2 separate regions of the Mus musculus genome follow, and region 2 is linked to region 1. Evidence: chromatin loops called from intact Hi-C (ENCODE). Cell type or tissue: left cerebral cortex. All regions are shown on one strand. Each heading gives the region's core, and the rest is flanking DNA. Links, peaks and the distances in the headings are about the cores only. Region 1 overlaps Hecw2 (HECT, C2 and WW domain containing E3 ubiquitin protein ligase 2). Region 2 overlaps Hecw2 (HECT, C2 and WW domain containing E3 ubiquitin protein ligase 2).

The links. Hi-C counts contacts between places; a loop is a spot of excess contacts. Peaks named below come from ENCODE experiments on the same cell type or tissue, not always from the same donor. Only the 100,000 strongest peaks of a DNase experiment are listed, where the experiment ranks them.
Region 2: it touches region 1 in a loop (2.0-fold over the local background); 2 of 42 quality-filtered maps call a loop at or near these places.

Annotation. Positions count from the first base shown.
Region 1 is chr1:53,819,641-53,830,785 of GRCm38, reverse strand. It overlaps Hecw2 (HECT, C2 and WW domain containing E3 ubiquitin protein ligase 2), which reads left to right. Exons shown (of 29, transcript NM_001001883.3): 26 at 30-144; 27 at 2,816-2,901; 28 at 3,798-3,910. Among named protein-coding and RNA genes, the nearest start is that of Mir7681, 24 kb to the left of the region's middle. In left cerebral cortex, for the core only: no CTCF peak of the experiment used is centred there; a DNase peak (open chromatin) is centred at 6,832; H3K4me3 peaks cover 292 bases; H3K27ac peaks cover 1,142 bases.
Region 2 is chr1:53,885,320-53,896,464 of GRCm38, reverse strand. Hecw2 (HECT, C2 and WW domain containing E3 ubiquitin protein ligase 2) reads left to right here. Exons shown (of 29, transcript NM_001001883.3): 15 at 5,205-5,339; 16 at 8,780-8,882; 17 at 11,040-11,136. It also overlaps the pseudogene Gm24251. Among named protein-coding and RNA genes, the nearest start is that of Mir7681, 41 kb to the right of the region's middle. In left cerebral cortex, for the core only: a CTCF peak has its summit at 5,902; a DNase peak (open chromatin) is centred at 5,898.

The DNA of each region.
Region 1 (11,145 bases), core at 5,639-8,138:
AGTCATACCTGTGCTTTTTCTATCCACAGGTAGTAGATGCCAGGCTAGTGTCTGTCTTTGATGCGAGAGAGCTGGAACTGGTCATTGCCGGCACAGCTGAGATAGATCTCAATGACTGGAGAAACAACACTGAATACAGAGGCGGTAAGGTTTGGCTTATGAATGGCTAGATTTACGTTCCAGGGAGTCTAGTTCAATCACAGGTCTGAGCATATAGAACATACCAAGGCGCTTGCATTAATCACTGGTCTGTCTGTTGCTGCTTTCCTTGAGACCTTGGGCAAGGTCAGTCCCTTCTGTACCTAGTGACTTCATTAGTCAAAAGGGGAAGGACTGTTTACACCCCATTTGAGGATGTCATAACTCCTAATTGCTGGTGAAGAAATGTGATCAAAAGAACACCAATTAAGTATTAGATGACGTTGTTGGTGAGGCATGGGAGGCTTACTATCCAACTGGTCAGACCCCACCTATCCATCTACAGTCAAAATTTCCAGACGCCACACCCTTTGAGCTTCCTAACCTGCAAGGGTTTGCTGCAGTTCCTTGAACCATCTATCAGTTATAACTCATGGTTAAAACACTAACAGGGAACAAGAGTGGGTTCTTAAAATTCAGCATTTCCATCTGCAAGGTTCTTGTAAACTGGACTATCGAGTTTGGCTGAGAACTGATGTAAAATGATTTGGATTGGGGTTCGTTGGAGGTAGCTTCCTGTAGATCAGCAGAGTTTCAGTAATTTGGACCAACATGATTGAGATTGTCCCTTATTTTAAAAGGTGAAACCTAAGGACAGCCCAGAGTTAAAAGTTTTGTCTAATAATTTTGAGTAAAGAAAGTATGTATTTGCCGGGCAGTGGTGACGCACGCCTTTAATCCCAGCACTTGGGAGGCAGAGGCAGGTGGATTTCTGAGTTCGAGGACAGCCAGGGCTACACAGAGAAACTGTGTCTCGAAAACAAACAAACAAACAAACAAACACCAAAAACAAAAACAAAAAGAATGCATGAATTTTCTGGGATGAGTTGTAATGTTGGGGTTTTCTCTGTATTAAATTGAGGTTTCCATCACTTTTATTTCTGAAGTCAAACTGTAAAGTACATTTTATCTGGACCCATGTAGCATCCATATATGACATTGGTTATTACAGAAAGCTTTGTTAGCTGAATTCTTTTTACTAATTAAAATGCACTTTCCCTGATCTCCTACTTCACTTTCACGGTAACTATTATTTCCTTGTACTTGACTCCCAGAAGATTCTTAGAGTAGTGCAGTAATCAAAATCATTCATGTACTCACACAGTCTAAGATTTTTTTTTTAAATCACTATATGTGAGTAAATCCAGGGCCTATTTTAGTGGTAAATCTTACCAAATGAGATCCTTAGAAGTGACCAGATAAAGGACAAGACACTTAGCTGCCGTGTTGGCCTGGCACGGCTAGCTGGCACTATGAGAGAAAGCAGTTGTGCTGCCGCCTACCATCTGTTCATCCAGCAGCTGTCTGTGGACGAGACGACGGGATAGTCGTTCTTCTTTCAAATTAGGCTTGGCACAAACAGTCAGGGCAAAGCAGAAGAGGGCTGCCTCTGAAGGACAGGAACCTGTAGTGCCTCAAGCAGCTCATGCAGCCATCTTTCGCTCATTAACCAAGTCTTGCCCAAAGCCTGGACCCTGATGGATGCTAGAACCGGCCTAATGCTGCTTATCCTTCACTTGGGCTCTTTCTCGAGGGGAATAAGGGTCTCTGGTGAAATGGCAAATCCTAAAGTGAGATTTCTTGGTAAATTTCACAGCTCTGGGAGCACGAGGACACATTCAGATTAAAGTTATCCCGACTCGCCCTCATTTTTGGGAGTACAGCACAGAATTAAAGCAGTTTTTGTAAAATGTGACTATCAGTTGATTCGAATCATTGATTGCACATGAATTCATGTCAGCCTTCTCTCTTAGAACTTAATTATCTTTTACTGAGAGGTTTTAAAACCTGTTACTACAGCTTTAACCCAAATTTGTGAGACAATTCTTTTGACACTTCATTAAATTCTGCAGAAATATGGAATAAAAGTAAAACTGTGATAATTAGGCTTTATTAGTTGGAAAAGTCAAAGATCTCTTTCCTGTTTATTAATAAATATTATAAAAAATAATCTGGTTTTGTTTATTTTAATTTTAATTCTTTCTGTAGTGCTGAGGATTGAATCTAAGACCTTGCACTTGCTAGGCAAGTGCTTTGCCATTGGGCTACATCTCCAGTCACAGTAATTTGGTCTCATTATTAATTATGAATAGTATACATAGCTTTTAGGGAAGAAATTGGAAACGAAATAGGCAGCTTTAAAATTGTTTTCATTGTTTTTCTTTGCATATATAAATTGTGTGATTAATACATCTCTCCTTCATCAGGAAATCCCGAGAGGGTCAGTTTTCTTTGCCCCCAAAGCTTAGTATAGTGTTTGGAATAATGGTATTTGAAACCACTGAGTGATTCGTTTCTTATAGAAATGATTGAAAGCCTTTCTAGTCAGCACAATTGTATTTTTCAGAAATGATGGAGCTAAAGTAACTCTTTTGTTGTTCTTCTCACTGCTAAATGAAAACAGAGTTTTCCTGTTGGTTTCACTTGTGCCATCTTATTTAACTTTTGATACATGTATGGTCATATTTGCAGTCCTGTTCCTTAATCTTAAATTGTAAACATTTAAAGAATCCAGGATGCTGATTTGTGTGTATAGTGGTAGTCTTTTGGCATATATTTCTGGGTGGTTTAAGATAGAAGACTCCAAGTCACATGAGCTTTTGTGCTTGGTCCATAGGGTACCATGACAATCACATTGTAATTCGGTGGTTCTGGGCTGCAGTGGAAAGATTCAACAATGAACAACGACTAAGGTTGTTACAGGTAAGATGCCATTAGGTCATCAGTCTTTAACACAATAATATATTGTTGGAAGGGTATATACTTTCTAGTAATTGCTAGATATTCTTCATAAATACAAGCCTTGTTTATCTGGCTATGACATTCCCATACCCTCTTGAGTGTATACTTTGTGTACTGTACCACCAACCAAATCAAAGCATTTCCTGAGGCCTGTAGTGAAGTGCCAATGCAAGTCTCAGAAAACCTGGGTTGCCATATGCCCTCAGGACAGGTGGGTCCTTGTAGTGACAGCCTGTGGCCCTCTGCAGTCAGCGTCCTTTGCAGAAAAAGGGAGGGTGTTCAGTACTGTAAGAAAGGACCCTTTTTTGTTGATATAGGCCTCTTCCTTAGTTTGACTTTCCAAACTTTGCAGAGCAATGGCATTTTGGAGAAGAAGTCACTGTGTTTCGTGACATTTGTAAAAACTGTCCAGGGTAATGTTGGTAAGGCTCCACGAAAGCATTAGATCTGAGGAAGCCTCTTGGACACTGAGGTGGAGCCTTAAATTTAGACTTGGACTTAGATTTCGCTTTTGGATTATGGATATGGAACTCAGATTTGCAGCCCACAAAATTCCTAAAACTTACACCAAATTGATAATAGGATTATATAAGTAGGTTTGGTTTAATTAATAGACTCATTTTGTTCATCTGCCGTAGGAAGTGTGCCTGGCTTAACATCCAAGCAGGCCAGCCACTCAGAATGCTTTTCATTCTTTTTCCCTTTATCTCTTTAGTTGTCCTATGTTGATGACACGTTGGCTTCTGAAATTCCCTACTTGTCCCTCTTCCTCGGAAGTGCTTTACAGCAATAATGATGTACCTTTCCTGGATCAGGTCTCTGACTTCAGCTTTCCCTTCTCTTTCTGTGGCTGATAGTTTGTTACAGGCACATCCAGCATTCCCTATGAAGGATTCGCTTCTCTCCGAGGGAGTAATGGTCCAAGAAGATTCTGTGTGGAAAAATGGGGAAAAATCACCGCTCTTCCCAGGTAAAAGAAAGTACTCTTTACTCCCAACACATGCAGGAAAACTTCAGCTTAATATATATTTATATTATTTTTATTTATGTGAATAAATATACGTGCATATGGATCAATCATTGTTTTATGTGAAGACTGGAAAAGAGAAATGTTTGAGAGATGATATTCTCTCTAATCACCTTCTTTAATAAAGTGGGGAGAAACAAAATATCTTGTTTGGCTATATGTTAAATACATGCATTTGTATGTCAAAGTACAAAGCACAACAAAGGTAGAAGACTTACAAGCTTCAGTTAGGCAACATCTGTCATTAAACTTGTGGCTTGGCTCTAGAAGGCCACAGTAGTTAGGATTTCTATTGCTGGGGTGAAACGCCTCGACACTACCTATACTTTAAGTTTGGTTTGTTGGATATATAATTTTTTAGGTCATTTATGTCAAGGGAAGTTTTTCTCTCATTCAACTATGCCAGATAGTTTTGCTATGTTTTATTAATTTAAGCTAGCCATCATGTCTTTTAGGCCTTGGAATACAGTGCTTCTGGCTTTCAAAGTCTGTTTATAACACCAATAGACATGCTAACATGAATGAAGGCTACAACCCTAGACAAAGAGCCATAGGCATGCTGGGCTGAGACGGATGAGCACCTCAACTGGTCATCCAAAACCAGGTGGTCAGCCATGAAAGTGCACATCCAAACACATTATACAGTCTGAGCAAGTTATATTTATGCTTTTACAAACAGAGAGAGAGAGAGAGAGAGAGAGAGAGAGAGAGCAAAAGGAAAAGAAAACAAAGATAAAGCAGCCATAAATTTGAAAGAGAGCAAAGAAGGGCACATGAAGAGTTTGGGGTGAGAGAATGCTAAGGGGGAAATGAAGTGATTATATTATAATCTCAAAAAAACAAAACAAAACCCCAAACCCTTGAAAGTGAATTTAAAAACAAAAACAAAAAACACCACTGTGGCCAGAAAGCAAGTTGAGGAAGAAAGGGTTCATTTCATCTTACAACCTATCACCCAAGGGAATCCAGGGCAGGAACTCAAGTCAGGAATCAATGTAGAGGCCATGGAAGGTGCTGCTTATTGGCTTACTCCCCATTGCTTGTTCAGCAACCAATCCAGGTGTGGTCCCAACTACAGTGATCTGGGCACTCCCATATCAAACATCAATCAAGAAAATGCACTATAGGCTTGCCCACAGGCAATGTGTTCAGGGCATTTTCTCAATTGACTTCTTAAAGGACTCTAGCTTGTATCGAGTTGACATACCTGAGCCAGCACAAAGCTCTGATGATAAATCACTGTTGAAAAGGAGTAGCATATGGTAGCTGTTGAATAGGATTCAGTCTTGTGGATGTGTTGCATACCTCTGAGGTGGCTAGTATCTGTTCTCATTCCATTTGAGTCCTCTCTGTACCAGACTCTCAACAATATCATACATTTTGTTGGGGTTGAAAACTATTGCTTTACTGTGGCTAACAATAAATACACAACGCTGGGAGGTAGGGCTTGTGAAGGTAGAAATCCTGGATTCCAGGTCCACTTTGTCACCATCAAACTTTGGGATCTCCAGGACCACTACTTGGTGAATTTCAGGGTTCAGTTGCCTCTTCTATAGACAGTTGGTGGGGTGGTATGTTAGCTTGGGTTGAGTGAGTGGTAACACCATAGAATTGCTGAAGAGTCTTGATGGTTGTCTATGCTGGCATCGCTACTTCCCCTGGTAGTTCCAGAAAGTTCTCAGGCTGACTCATTGTAGATGGAGCTGTTTGTCAGAATCATTGCAAACGCACAGTTGGGTAAGAGCTATTGTCATTCTTCCTCTCTTGCTGTATGGGCGCCTGTTCCTACCCTTATCATAATGCAGCACAAAGAAAGGTGTTATCCCTCTCCATAGAACAGAAGTAACAATGCCCGGGCTCAGAGAGTATTTCTAACACCTGAATGAGATAATGTATTAGAAAGTCTTTAGGGAGTGTATGCTTTCTTGTTTCCGTTTAAGCCTTTAATCTTTAACCTGTGTAGCTTCCGTACTACTCAGATGAATGCTTTCTGTCTCTCTCTCTCTCTCTCTCTCTCTCTCTCTCTCTCTCTCTCTCACATACCTCATTTAGACAAAAACATAAGAGAAATCACTTCAGGACATAGCAGTATAAGTTTTATCAGAAGCAACTTTTTCACTGATAACCTTTTATGAGATTTAAAGTATCACTTGAGTATAAAGAAATCGGTGACATTGCTTTATATTACTGAGTCTAATACTCCAAAGACCAAAACATACACACTAAAGCCATCCGCCCCCTTGCTGTTTCCTGGCTTCACAGAGCTAGGCGGCTGGTAGGCCTCAAGCCAGTCAGCTCCAGTATATTCTTTTCCCTCTTAGTGATTCTGTGTCTATCATTTAAGTTGTGATACTGTACAAATATACTAGATAGAACCAATGTCCTCCTTACTAAAAATAAATATACTTTTTTGAAACTTCCTTCTCACAAGTATATTATCATCTTCCCATGAGAAGCTCTAACCCGCAGAGTTGGAAGGGTGTGAAGGGTGACAGCTGTCACTGCAAGCCAGAGTGATGACAGAGAGGCTCTTGGACAGATAATTCAGTCTTTCAACCTTCCAAGCAAGCTAGTGTGACTTGTGCTCTTTGATTCCTTATGCTCATTCCGTGGTAGCCCTGGGTAGCTCTGATCAAATGTTCCTCAAGAAATGTGTTTATTAAAGTATATATGGTAGTCTCTGAAGCCGGAACAAGTTGTATCCACGACTTTCCCCCCTTCTTCTGTAGTAATAAAGTAACCAGTGATTTAGCTGATAGAGACTTGAGACTTACTCAATGGCGTTTCCATGGAGACTAGCAGCCTGAACGGATTACTGCACTTCCTCTGCTTGGTGGCTGCTGGTTTCGCTCTGCATTTGCATTTCTGTAGAAGACTTCCTACCCCCTGGAGCTCTGGGGGTTTTATGAGTAAAGAGTAAACTCACTTTATGGCATTTCCTCTTAAGCAGTCAGTTCACATGCCAGTCTGCAAAGTGCAGAGCAGTGCTCTCTCCTGAGTTCATCTGAGGTTTCTGCCGGCTGATTGAAAATGGAGGGAGAGAGAGAGTTAGAGAGCAGCAGGGACTGCAGCCGCTTGGGGAAGGCTTGGGGAAGCCGCTTCTCTTTGACCAAAGAGAAGATGTTCATATAGGAAGTTAGTTGTGTCATGAATTTGAGAAGACTGAAATGTCAACCCAGAAGTTAGGAGAGTAAAGTAAAGTTAGGGGAGTAAACTCACTCTGGAACAGAAGTCTCCAGGAAAGGATTTTATACAACAGAACGGCACTGCTGGTTTGTGATTTTTGGAGCCCAGGTTGACCTAGAATTTGTAATTCCCTGGCTTAGCCTTACTCTCAAGGGTGCTGGTGTCTGAGGCGCACACACTGCCACACCCAATGGAATAGACCTAGAAACATATAGTAGGTTTGGTTTTGTTTTTTTTTTCTCTCTCTCTCTTTAATGAGAATCTTTTTCTCACTGGAAAATTATACTTTTTATTTGTGGTATAAAAGGAAAACTTTTTGCAAACATGCCAAGGAAAATATTTAAAATGTAAATACATTAAATGTGTATAAAGTATATATATATATCTCCAGTCAAATGTCCAACAGTCTGGAGTGTCTGCTTCTACTCGTCCTTAAGTTGCTCGCATGTGGACACACACGTGTACAGATTTGAAAACAAAAACTGTGCTGCATAACCTGTCTGCAAGCTGATTTTTGTGTGTGTGTGTTTCACACCATTAATTATGAACCTCTTTCCATGTCTTTTATTGCTCTGCAGTATCATCAATAATGCAGTTTTTTCCTCCTCCAATAAAAGAGCGTTTACCATCCAGGCCCTCTTTCAGCTAGTCAATAGAAAAGCACAGAGGAGTCCTGAAATAAAATGGCTCTTTGCACAATTTAAGAAAAAAAAAAAAAAAGGATAAGGATGAGTTCTGGACACCCATTGGTGTCCCTTTTGTGGATCTGTCCTGCTGCTGGTGTCCAGTGAGGCTGTTAATGTGAGAGGGCTTCTGATAGGTTCTCATAGTTTAACCTCTAAAACAATCTCTCTCTTCAACACCCCCTGCCCACCCACTCAGTTCCCTATAACCGAAATACTTAAAGATTTTTACCTTATTCTTCCATTGAATCAATTTATGAGCTTATTAGCATATGTAAACGTGATAGCACTTTTGGGTTGGTCTTTGCTTTGTAGGTAGGTAATTTATTATAAAAGTAGATTGTGAATCCAGGCCAGGTGGTGCCTATCCTACCTGTAATTCCAGAAAGCAGAGACAAAGAGGTTGAATGTTCAAGACCAGCTTCAAAGTTCCCTATCTTTAAATTGGGGGGGAGGGGTGGAGGGGGCTCTAAAAATAGACTCTGGTAAAAAGAAAACATTGAAAGAATTTGCAAAATTTTAATGAAGAGATTATCTTGCTACCTGCAGTAGGAGATGACATAATCCAAGTCAAATTTACTAACAGACCTTGAAAGCTGTTTCATAAATCAATCTGTAAGTTTATTATTGGTGGGCAACAAGCAACACAATTGCTAAAGATTAAGCTGTTCCTTTCCTTTGGCTTCAAGAGCACAAACTAGGTTCATCTCTTATCACCAGCCTACTCCATGACACACTCACCTCTCACCTGGATCACTGCAGCAGGCAGCCAGCCAGACTCCTCCTACTCTGCTTCATCCACCCTCATATTATTCATCCCACTTGTTAAGATCATCTCTCTCCCCTACTTGCAGCCTTCAGTTGCTGAAATAAAATTCAGGCTCCTTCTGAAGCACTGGAAGGTGGGAGACCTGGTCAGGACCCTAACTCAGACCTCTCAGCCCACACCTGCCTTAGCCACTACCTCTTGGCTGTTCTTCAAACATAAAGATCCAGTTCTAGTTGAAGACTGTGGGACCTGCTGCCCAAGTCTACTTTCTGCTGGTCCACATCCCTGAGAATTCAGCTGAGATGTAACCCCCTCAGAAGAGTCCACCCGACTTCATCACTCAGGATTTCTGTTCATCGTTCTGGATGCCTTATTTCTGTTAGAGGACTTACCTAATTCACCCATGAAGTTTAGTTCGCATTTGACCTTACCAGTGAGCTGAACACTTGACACCCAAGGCATACTGTTTGTAGAATGTTTTTAAATTTGACTTTCTATGTTCATCTCAAAAGCTCAGGACTGCCAGGCGGTGGTGGTGCACACCTTTAATCCCAGCACTTGGGAGGCAGAGGCAGGTGGATTTCTGAGTTCGAGGCCAGCCTGGTCTACAGAGTGAGTTCCAGGACAGCCAGGGCTATATAGAGAAACCCTGTCTCGAAAAAACAAACAAACAAACAAACAAACACAAAACAAAACAAAACAAAACACAAAACAAAATTGAGGACCGATACTAGCATCCACACTACGAAGTTTTAAAGTCTAAATGAGGCAACACACACTAATGCACAAATTAAGTGAAGGCTAACACAGCGGTCAGTAGATGTAGGTGAAGAAGGAACTTGCTTGGAATGCATCGTTTGGGGCATTTCTTCTGCTAGTTACCTGCAGGACAGGAATTCCTGCGGCTGTTGCACTCTCCACTGTACTCATAGATCAGGCATCTCCGCTAAGGTGACCTCATGAGAAGACTTAGAAACATGGAATTCCCAACTCTGACTTCAAACGAGTGCTTCTGTGACACACACAGAGATCTCTGTGCGAGTGGCCCTAAAACGTACGGAGAAAAGTGGCATGAACAAACAGCCAGGATTTTGCACACCAAATACTATGCAAACAAGTAGTTGGAGGAACTAGCCTAGGTTTCGTTCCCTTTAGTTTGTATTTATTGACTGGTGATCGGGAGTTGTGTGCCGCCATAGGTTATATAGGTAGATATTTGTGACCTAGTGTCAGCAAGTGTTTATGTTCTAAACTTCCTAGCTCAAGAAGGTAATTAATAAGGATACTAGAGAAATTATTAACATTTTAAAAGAATTAAAAACATTAAATTATGGCAAGCTTTACCTTTATTTTTGCTAATAATGCTACCCAGGCTAAGAAAACTGGCACTGGGAACCTCCACTGAACCCTGTCACTTAGGGTCTTATTTCATCTTCTGTCCTTTATCTCCATCTTCTATTCTCTGCCTTGTTTAGTGGTACCTCTGCTGTCTCCCTGCACACCCAGCCACTGTTCTCTCTCATCCATCAAATAACTGGAAAGGACTTTTGCATGGACACCCAGCCTTCCTTTGGCCATCCTCCCTTTCCGGCCTTGTCACTTGCATTTCTCTGGTTTCCTGATGACACAGTGCTTTCTCTCCCAGGCTTCCAGACTTATCTGTTGGGAAACATCCTTCTTGTTGATCCAGGAAAGCCCTGCACACCTACAAACCCTTCTAACCTTGGCATGGACAGCTTCCTCTTCAAAGCCTTCCCCAACTTGTAACTGAACAGACTTGTATGTTGAACCACATATAACCCACAGGAATCTTTTGTATTAATTAGACAATGGCATCTCAGTCCTCAGGAAAAAATACATCCCAGATCTGGGACTAATGGTTTACCAACTATCCAAAGGCACGCTGGGCCTTATTAGAACGACTTGCCCTGGGCAGATTGCCCAGTACAGAGCACAGGCTGCCTGACCCTTAGGCTTTATTTGCTGTGCATGGGAATTCTTTCAAGAACAAACCTTTCTTCCTCATGTGCCCGAAGAGCTCAGTGAGCATTCAGTTTGGCAAGTGAAGTAATAAGAAGGTGTCATACAGTGGAAGATTTAAATTTTGATCACCAAAGCCATTTCGCATGGCAAACTTTCATGATGTGGGACCTTTAAGATGGGAAAAAATAGAGGTATTTTTCTTTTCTTTTCTTTTTTTTTTTGGTTTTGGTTTTGGTTTTGGTTTTTTGGTTTTTTGGTTTTGATTTGTTTTGGTTTTGAGACAGGATTTCTCTGTATAGCCCTGGCTGTCCTGGAACTCACTCTATAGACCAGGCTGGCCTCAAACTCAGAAATTCACCTGCCTCTGTCTCCCGAGTACTGGGATTAAAGGTGTGTGCCACCACTGCCCAGCAGGTATTTTTCTACTAGTGAGATTCTAGAAGTGAATGGATTAGATTCTTCCCAGGCACCCACTGGTCTCCTGAACTGGGAACTTGAAAAGCCAGAACAGGATGGAGATGTGAGCACAGAATCCCTGAGGATACACCAAAGCAGGC
Region 2 (11,145 bases), core at 4,653-7,152, 67 kb before region 1:
ACAAAACAACCCTTTTAGAATATAAGCTCTACTTTGCAAAATATATGGTGGTTGCTTTATTTTATTTTTCTTTATTTTGTTTTATTTATTTAACCAAACTCGTTGCTTTTGTGGCATATCTCTTTAGTTGTTTTTCCACAAATAACTTTGTGTAACTCAAGCTGTCCAGAAGGAGACGGAATAAAGCTCTGAATGTATAGAGAGTTCACTGTTTTTAAGGACCCCTTGCCTACTTTTTGGGTGGCAAAAGATATCAAGTCAAAAAACGCACAAGGAGATAAGTATGATCAAAAATGTATTAAATGCAGTTGTAAAACAGTCACAGTGACACTTGTTATTTTGTATAATTAATATAAGTTGTTATATTATATATTATATATTTTGAGTCATTTTGAGTGAGGGAACTGAACAGACTTGGATGTTATGGATGTTTCTGAGGAAAATCTAAGTTCTTCGAATCTGAAGGAATCATCTCAGCATGGAGAGATGAGCCTCCCTTTTCCTCCTTTAAAATTGTCCTCTTGATATGCATTGGAATTTTAAAAATATATTGTTTTCAGATTCTATAGCAACGCCTCTCTCTTCCATAGAAAATGTGTTGATTTGGATAATTCCATGTATAGTCTTCAGCGGTGTTGGTCTAGTAAATGAGAGAAAGCGAGCAACAGGAGCTGGGGCTGTCTGTGGGCCCAGGGGTGGGCTCAGGGAGACGGCTCTGTTTTCTTCTCTCTCCATGGTTCTTTCATATCTTTTCCCTGGCTTGGCAGATATTAACTGGAAATAATTTCAAGCTTCTTTAGCTCCCATTTGTTGAGCCTGAGGTTAGTCTTTCTTCATAAATACTGATGGCCTTTTCTTTGCTTAAAATAACAGAAGTTTTGTTGTTTTGTTTTTTAAAGAAAATGAGAATTGTGTAAAGAGAGAAATGTATTTTGTTTGGCCTTGCTAAAGTGCCGCTTGGCTGCAACCACCCCATATTTCTTGACTCTTGACTGTGCCCTGAAGCTGTGAAAGGGGAGATGTTTTTAAATGAGATTTGAGTTTGGGTATTTGCATTTCTTGTAGTTTTTCTGCTGTTACTCTTCGTTGGCCCAGCACTGTGAAGCTTGAGTGGATTTCCTTAATGAAACTTAGCGGTAGGGAATGATGTTGTTTAAAATGGGCTCTGTGAGCAGCTAATTTGAAAAGGACTTATTTCTTCAGATGATTGCTTTTTAAATGAAGTTTCAGACAGTTACACGTTAGATACTCAGAAGTAATTGCAGGCTATTCAAAAGTTGTGAGGTGAAAGTGACCCACATTTTAAAAAAGGGACCAGGTCAACTTCATCGCTCATCTGAACTAGTTAGCATTCCCTGTGGAAAGTGATCCAACTGATGTGTGTCACCGACGGAGCTAGCCAGCCTACACTTTTCCTGCTGAAGTTCCATGCTTGCTCTGTATTTGCTTACTCATGGTGGTGCTGGAAATGAAACCCGGACCCATTTCACTTTAAAGTCACCTACGCTTTTTAACAACTTGCTGGTGACCTGAGTCACCCCTTTTATAACACTTTTACAAATAAGCTAAAAAAGCAAAATAATAAGGAAACCAATCCAAGTTCACACAGAGGACCCTGAGCAGAGCCAAAACACACGCAGAGGTGTGCTGGCTTGCTCCTGGGCGCTGTTTCCTGTTCCTGCCCTAGATCTGTGGCAATGATAGAGACTCTCAAGACCTTTCCTCTCAGGTACTAGAGACTGGAGGGACATGTGCACACCCAATATACGCTTTCCATCTGATTCTGACAAAGAGCCCCTTAGGATGTGCACACAGGACCTCTTTCCTGCCTATGGCCATGCCTCCAGCATGTTAGCAGTGAGAACTGGACAGGTGTGGATTGGGCCGCTGAACCAGAAGCGGTGTTTTCAGCTTGCAGCAGTGGAAAAGCCACTCCCTGTGAGTGGCTGTGATTCTCAGCCCCAGTTGAGGGCATACTTCAGCGCTTTGCCAAAACCAGACTGGGAGGAGGTGTGAGAGAAGCCAGAGGAAATAGCATAGAAGAGCTATGAAAAGGAGATGGTTCTCATTGGGTTATGAAGTCAGGGGAAAGGTGGATTCGGGTCCTAGCTTTAAGTTCCCAACTGTATCACTGAAACCTACAATTGTGGCACAACTGTGTGAACAGTGACCAATACTCAGATGTCTTTACTTATCAAATAATGGAAACCCTCTGTGGAGATGGCGGCTCCAGCTTGGAGTTTAGAAAGGCATGTTTGCTCGACAGCGGAGCTTTCAGGGAGACCAGCTAGGACTGGCATGTCTACACTGTAACCAGGAAAACCTATACAGAGTTTATTTGGGAGGGTGTATTTATCCACGCGCCAAAGTTCAAAGGTCAGTGAGCTGAGTTTATTAGGAGGTTCCTGGGGTTGCAAGAGCCCCCTGGTTCTTTCTGTCTCCTGCTTATCCATTTCCATTGTCCTAGTATGTTGGCTGTTACAGTCTTACTTTAGAGAACAGGGGAGAGGGTGAGCAGGAGGACTCACCTGTGTCCCCGGGAAGGAGGCTCTGACAAGTGGTGTATTCCACTTAGTCTTGACCCTCAGATACAAGGAGACCGGGATAATTGCTTTCACTGATTCTCTATGGGTCCTTGTGGCTTCTTTTTCCAGCCTTGTGCATGGACCATAGCAAGAAACTTTGTAATGGTTAGAAAAAAGGCTTAAAATTGAAAACTATTATTCATGACAATAACAAACAGTAATACTTATTTGAAATGCTATAGAAATTATGTTTTAAAATGTATATGAACTTTCTCATTAGTTTGTATAGGTGTGACATCATAATTTAATAGGAATGGTGTCACAATGTAGGTATGATATCATAATTTAATAGAGAAGAAAATGGAGCCTTAAAATATTGGAGGCAGTTTTCCCAAAAGTACATTAGCATTGATTAGCAGGGAGTCCTTCTGTAGGTCCTAAGCATTCAAGCCAGATTAGATTATACTAAATGCAGGTTTATTGGGGAACTGCCCTCAGGCAAGTTCACTGGCCTCCAGGGAAGCCAGGGAAGTCACCATGGGGGTGGGGGTGGGGAGGAAGAAAGGTTCTGTGCACAGAGAAAGAAGAGAAGGTGAAGGGAGAGGAGGAGGAGGAAGAGAGAGAGAGAGAGAGAGAGAGAGAGAGAGAGAGAGAGAGAGAGAGAGAGAGAACGAGAACATGCAAAATGTCTGGATTGTATAGGGAAGAGCCTCTGGAGGAGGGGCAGCCCAGCCCAGGGCTGGAAAGTTCACAGTTGGGGCAGGGTAGGGACTTAGGGATGCTCAGAGAGCCTAGAGGGCAGGTCTGCTTTGGTATGTAAGATACACACCTCAGTACCTTGTCCTAGGGTCTGAGAGCAAACATACTTGATTCCTTTTAATTTTGAGTTTATTCATATCTATAATTTGAATTTCAAAACTTCCACTCCTGTTTACATTCTTAACTTCTCTAGGTTTTCATAGCTTATATTCCATATAACCCTTTCATTTCTTTCTAATTTTTCTGCATCTTTAAATATTTTTGTGTTATTTTAATTCTTGGTTAGTTAGGAGGGAGAAAGCTGTCACCTTGTCCTCTTGTTGGGAATCTGTTTGGAGCCCTTAGGTATTTCCTCGGTCCCTCTCTTCTCTCCCAGGTCAGCCCTAAAAGCTGTTGAGGAGGATAGGGTGAGTAAGGCAAGGTGCCTTCCCTCAAGACATTTACATAACTCTTCAGAGAATGGGTTTTAAACAAGCCTGTTAACATCAAATTAGGTTCTGACACTATATGCAAATCAGCACTGACCTACATGCAGACACCCATTTGTGCTTGTAATTATAAGTGCATCATGGTGCCTCTAATCACCACCCATCTCTTGAGAGCATTCCTAAAGTGCTACATAATTAGGCAATACTATTTTAGCACTTTTTGAATTTTCCCTTAAGTAATACATTATAATAATATTATATACTATATATATGATTATATATATTACATTTCCTTATATTATTATGTTTACAATAAAATCTTGCTGTTAATTTATACAAAAAAGAGACTTGATGATAATATCTGCTTTGTAAAGGCAGGAGTTAAACATGCTTGTTTATAAGAATGATTGTTCCTTCATGACATTAGAGTAAGGTCAGGAATATAAGACACCTAGATAAAGTGAAGGCTGGCATGAAATTTGAGGACAGAGCTTGTCAATACAAGGCCATGAGGACTGCCACTCATGTGTTTTGCCTTGAGAGAAAGAATGCTTCATCTCTTAAGGTGGAGAAGGCCTACTCAGTCTTTGCACTTAGAAATCCCATAGTATGAGAAGGGACTGGAAACATTTCCTTGGTAGTTTTTCTGCTTTGTTTTATGATACTTTGATTTTTATTATTTATTTATATTTTTTATTTTTTTAGGAACCCTGAAAACTAGCCAATGTTTGGAATGACTTAGAGATAGTGGGTAGCCAATAGAAAGTTTGTTTCAGAGTAATGATGTCATCAAACTACTGAGAAGAAACAGTCTTATAAAAGGCTCAAGGAATAAAAATATTTAGAGTTACGAACAACTAGAAACCACCTTACTTAATAAAATGAGTGGTGCTCAGGGGACACTGGGAAAATGGAAGGGTCTAGAGGCTGACAGCATTAGAAAAGAAGGAAGTGTGATGGTGACATTTCCGATGATTAGAAATTTCTAATAACCAGGTACGGGAGGAGCCCAGCCGCAGCAGTTAAAGGAGTCCAAATGCCCCCTTTGCTCATTGCTATGACTGTTGTTTTGTTTTGAAACAATACCTCCCTCCATATCGCAGGGTAGCCTCTACTTAGGATGTTTTTGCTCCCACAGTCAGAGTGCTGGATTGCAGGCATGTGCTGCCACACCCAGGTCCAAGCGTCCACCCTGTGGCATCCTTCTTGGACCACATCTAGATGACTATCTTTTAGAGCATTTTCTAAAACCAAGTATAATGTTCCTTCCTGCTTCCCTCATTCCAGATCCAGGCTAGGTGTGCCTTTCTCTATTCTCCCTTTTCTTAATGGATATAAAAAATTATTCCAAGGATTGGAAATTATGGGAAAACCAAACCAAGATTACTACTCAGAAGTGGGTAATTTCCTGACTGTGCCGTATTCTTGGTTGGCTGCAACATGTGTATAGTGTGTGTTGACTACTCTGCTAATGCAGTGGATTGTATCCTAGGCGTTTTTTGTCGACCACAACTCCCGGACCACCACGTTCATTGATCCTCGGCTCCCACTTCAGAGCAGTAGGCCCACAAGTGCATTGGTTCATCGACAACACCTGACGAGGCAACGCAGCCACAGTGCGGGTGAGGTGAGTCCTGGCCCTTTAGGGACTAAACAGTTGATGGATAGTAAATGGATTGCCTTTTTGTTGTTTGCTTATTTGGGGCATTTTGTTTTTGTTTTTGTTTTTTGGGGTTTTTTTGTTTGTTTGTTTAATTTAGTTGTAGTGTATCATTTAGATGCTTTAAAAGTTTTAGAATGTTGATGAAAGTACCTCTTAGGCTCAATTTTAAATTTAATAGTTGGGGGTATATGATAAAAGGTTGAAGAACAAAGTCTCATATTTAACTCAGAGAGAATTGGTAATATGCAATATGCTTACAGGAGATAATAACCCAAGGATAGTCTCATAAGAAAAAAGCAAATGAGTTTTTAGTGGGCTAAAGTTTTGTCAGCTACAGAGAATAATTTCTTAAATCCGAGGGTGAATCTATAGAGTTGTGGGATCCTGCTGGGATTGTCTAAAATTAGAATGTACTTGGCAGAACCGATGCATGCATGTGTTGATTGTCCAGAGAAGATGGGCTAAGTATGACTGGACACCCCACTACAGGCTACCTTGGCAGTTTGCAGTGGTTCATAGTAACCACACGAGGGCTCTCCAATACCCTAGCCCAAAACACACAAAAATCTCTTCTTGTTTCCCTTTTCTTTGAACAACTTAAATACATAAAAGGACTTTTGTGGTTGAATTTTCTTCTCCTTAATATAAGTTTATGCCTTGTGAGCATACTGTGGCTTCTAAAAATTCCCTCAGACAAATGGAATTAAGAGTCTTTTCCTGCCTGACATTTCTAAATGCGTATCATGTTTCCAATATCAAACTGTAGGTCACATATTCTGAAGGCTTTCTTATAAAAAATAAATATGAATGCAATAAATAATTGGATTTAGTTCATCAAAATTCCACTCATGGAATTTCCCACTAATGTTCATTCTGCTTTAACGCATTACGTGTTCACTGTTTATAGAAGAATATACATGAGAAGCTCATATAAAAATGATGTATAAGTCTAATGCAGGGTGAGGTATGCACGAAAATATTTATGTTTTATGAGTAGCCAATAAATCTTTATCTTGATGTCCTGTAAATCATTACTAGTGAACTGGAGTATACTAACAGCATTCATCTTACCAAATACAACTGAACTCTCGCCCTTGGACCTCATGTAGATATGTAGTGTAATTAGGACACTGCCTGGCTTTATCACATAGACAGTGTACTTTAACTGCTTACTTTATTGTGACATCACAAGCTGAAGGTGGCTCTTCTGTTCAGTCAGGACAGTGTTTCTGGGAAAACATGTACAAGTTTAATAGCTAGACTTACACTTTTAGAACATCTGGCTCAGAACTTTGAGTTCTATGGTCTAGGGGTATCCAGACATGGAACAGGGCCTCCCAAGAGTAAATTAGCAACTTAATGAAAATCTCTCTTCTATTGCTGGGAGCTGAACAGTGAACCAGAGTAACACAGCATACAGCCACAGTACTCTCCAGCCTTTCTCAGAGAATCCCCTTTAGGGTACAGCACTTGAGAGTGCAGTGGACATAGCTGGAAACATTACCTATATTTCTGGGAGGCATTGACCACTGTCTTGTGGTCTGGTTTTAAGAAGTGAGGTCTTTGAGAAGACCTGTGGCTGTTCTAGGAAATGTTGATACACAGGAAATCATATAGACTGGTGAATTGAGATATTAAAGTTCCCTGCCTGGGGTGTGTAGAGAATGACTGGGTCTCCCCAGAGTGGCTGGCTGTTTTCCTCAAACCCAGTAACTCATTAGAAGCAGGCTGAGAAGACTTCTGGTTATATAATGGATCTGTTACCATCCTAGCTTTGTTCAGCAATGTCTACAATTGGTAGACAAGCTTGTATCTCTGCTGTGGTAACAAACACCTGCTGTCATGTGGTTGGGAGTATAACAAATACAAATAATTAACACTTATTTCCCATGTTCTTAACGTGGATAACAAATTTAAAACTATATTTTAAATGAATAAAAATAAGGGTAAAAATCCTTGATAAACTTTGAAAGGGTCAATGAGGATGCTGGGGCAGAGGAGGGTCGTATAAAATCCTGGCTACACGTGTTGACAAACTGACTTTGACCCCCTGGAACCCAGAAAAGAGTAGAAGGAGAGAACTCACTCCACAGATTTGCCCTCTGACCTACAGATGCACACCATGGCACCCATAAACACCACCTACTATTTATTTAATAAAAAAGAACCCCCCCCCCTTTTTTTTAAAGAAAACCCTTTTTTAGTAGCTGAGACAGAAAGCTGTATTTTTAATACTCTTTTAGGTAGTGATGACTTTCCTTTTTATTGTTTTCATCTGTATTAGGGCATAGGAAACAAATAATAAACCTGTTAATAATAACAACTGGTTTTGAAATCTATACCAAACACCATGGGAAGTCAGAGGACAGAACTATACTTAACTTCAGCTTGAAGGAAAGGGAAGGTTTCATGGAGGAGGGGGCTGTTTGAACTATCCTTTGGATGAGAACATTCCAGAAGAATAAGCAACCTGGAGAGGACAGAAAGGCAGCTTTTATTGTGAAGAGCTTTAGAAAGTGCCACAAAAAATGTAATATTAGTTATATTTTTAATTTGTTAATATATTGCAATATATAATAATGCAATATAATGATATGGCTATAAGGATTTCATCAGAAGGAGATAGAACCTCCACTTGAGAAGTATCAATTTATAAATCCAATATTACCTCCTTCTAGGACAGACACTAAAGCAATGTTAGAGTTTCCTGGAAGAACACAAATGAGTAGATACCTATTTGTAGGGGTTTCTAAATCTATAATAGGTACAATAAGTAATTCAGGCTAGGGTGACCTTTTTTAGGTCTTACACAACTGCTACTGTTAGCTGTCTGGTGTGGGAGGCTCAAACCAGAAAGAGCTGTTGCACCAGGCCCTCTAATGGGCATGTAAAATTGCTTCTGAGGAGATAATGCCCTAATGCACAGTCCCACAGGAAGTTTACTGCAGCTCAGCACCTCTGCTGAGGCAGGGAATTCCCTCATCTGCCTAGCTAAATAAAGGAAGGAATATCCTGGCATAGCCCAGATCCACATTGTATCACCCAGCTGTTCCCGTTGATTGAATTATGGCAGGTTGGGTTTCTGTCCATGCAGAAGTTATTCCTGATGAACCAGTCTACTATTTTGCTTCTGCAGTCTTGGTAGTTACAAGCAGATTGAACCACCGAGCCACATATACTCACTGACCCAGCTTCTCTCAAGGACAGGACTGTGTCAACATCCCCCACCAGCACCAACCCTTAAGAACAGACCTTTCAAGGACCTGGTGTCAGCCCCACGGCTAGCACCTGTTCTGATCAGTTGGTCATTTTCTGTGATAAGTGTTTTGAACAACTCGGTTTGAGGTGCCAGTGCCAAGTCCTCTGGCTTGTGGTGCAGACATAACTGTTGCTTGCATTCCCAGGTAGGAGAAGACTCTCGGCACGCAGGACCACCAGTTCTTCCCAGGCCATCCAGTACATTCAATACGGTCAGTAGGCCGCAGTACCAGGACATGGTTCCAGTGGGTATGTAGCACTTCCTACAAATCTTTATCTGTATTGTCGTATTATTTTATAGAATACATACTGTGCTGATCTGTGCCTGCGGCCTGCCTTCTACTTTTTACCTTGTATCATAAAACCACTGTATTATCTTTAAGAAACATATAACAGAACCCTGTCCTTGAGTCCCAGAGAGCTTCTGCCTTATAAAATCCCATAGTCCTACTTAGCAAGTATTGGATTGTAAAAGGAAAAAAAAAATCTAATGAGATAATTTGCAATCATTGTAAATTAAGCATTTGAACAAACATGTAATTAAAATACACTGCATCCTGAGATAGAATTTAAGTGGTATGTGAATCCATGGTAGCTTCATACACTAATCAAGCAAGACACATTCTTACAGGCTTTTATAACAAATAGAAGGCAACAACAATCTCCAGAATAGTAAGCTGAAATCAATAGTCATGAGATTATAGGTCTGAAGACCATTCTGAACTGTCATCGAGATGATGACAGTAAGTATATTCAAGGTCTCAAACCTGGAGACTCTAAGGCTTGCAGAACGGACACACTACTGAGAGACAGAGAGACTTCCTGTCCCATCTTAAATCAGAGCAGCTTTCTCTTTGATTTTACTTTAACATGCTCATTCAAAAACAAAGATACTTACCTGGTGGGGGAGATACCATGATCAGGAAGATGGGCATTGTACTGCAGATGAGCCTACCCTGTGGTTTCCCCAAATGTGGGAAACTTGACCACACAGTTTTTGGTGCAGGGAAGAGGGTGAGGGTGGAGGGTGCAGGTAAGGTGGGGTGAGGTAGGAGGGTGTATTTGCAGTCTACCCTAGAAACAAACAACAAAAACCCTTTGTCATAAAGTCTAGTGTAATGCCCTTGACCAAAATAAGTTTCACAGCCACCAGATAAGAAATCTAGGGTTGATGTCTGTCTGCATTTGATAATGTCATTATTAATATGTAATGTGTTAATAAATACTGCATGCATAACCTTCAAGAGCTATAAAAAATATTGCTTAAGAAGTACCTCATCTCTGATCTTGGATGCAATATAAAAACAATTCTGTTACAAAAGTGTCTTCAGGTTGCCTATCAGTAAATGTTCATTTAGGGAATCCTTGGATTGACATTGGAATTATATTTTGGCAGATACCTTTTAAAAACTTTTAAAATATATATGTATGGACAGTATGAAGTTTCGAATTACTGGGCTCTCTGCTGTTTGTGAATTCAGACACTCTAATCTTGGTTCTCTGAATTATATTTATCACCTATTTCTGATTATTAGTAATAGAAATAAGCAAAATGATCTTACAGATACAGATTCATTTCCTGACAGAGAGGTAATAATGGTACTCCTAATAAATATTAATGAACAATTTTGACATTACTATAGCCATGGTAAATAGGCTGTAATTATTTTAAAATATGTTTTGCCTATAGTTGATTTCTGTTGCAATTGATCATACAGTGGATTTGCAATGGAGCTGTTTGCATGTGGTGTTTATTTCCACATAGAGTTATAGAATGGCTTATCATTATCACTGTGGCTGTCCCTGTTACTGGTGACTATTGTTTTTAGAGTTCTCTGGGTTATCTCTTTACCTCTCTGGCTAGCTAATATTCACCCAGAAGATGGTTTGCCATTTCTTATGGTTGTCATTTCTATGCAGTTGTCTGCTGTTGGAATTTTGTTGGTGGTGGTAGGTTTGGTTTGGTTTGGTTTGATTTGATTTGGTTTTTGAGACAGAGTCTTAACAATATAGCCCAGGTTGGCCTCAAACTCAGTCTTCCTGCTTCAGTCTCACACATGCTGGGATTATAGAATTGTACCTGGCTTTCAGATTGACTTTTGTAAATTTAAAATTGTTGATTTTGTTGGTATACTAATCTTGTCATTTGAAAGTAAACATGGTTCATCAGAGGAGTTGGTAATAGTATGTGTCATGGCTCTGATGTTACCCTGATAATCATATAGCAGTGTAGATGAAACGAAGCATGGGCAGCTGTGGGCACAGATCAGCTCCAACTGCAGACTGGAGTGCAGGGAGTATTAGCCAAAAACATACTTTTTAAAGTCTGAATTTAAATCATCATAGAAGTAGCAGTAGAGTTTTTTTTTAAAAATTAAATTACGGTTTCTTTTTACTTTTTTTCAGCCTACAATGACAAAATTGTTGCGTTTTTGCGTCAACCCAACATCCTTGAAATTCTGCAAGAGCGTCAACCTGATCTTGCCAGAAACCACTCACTCAGGTAAATAAG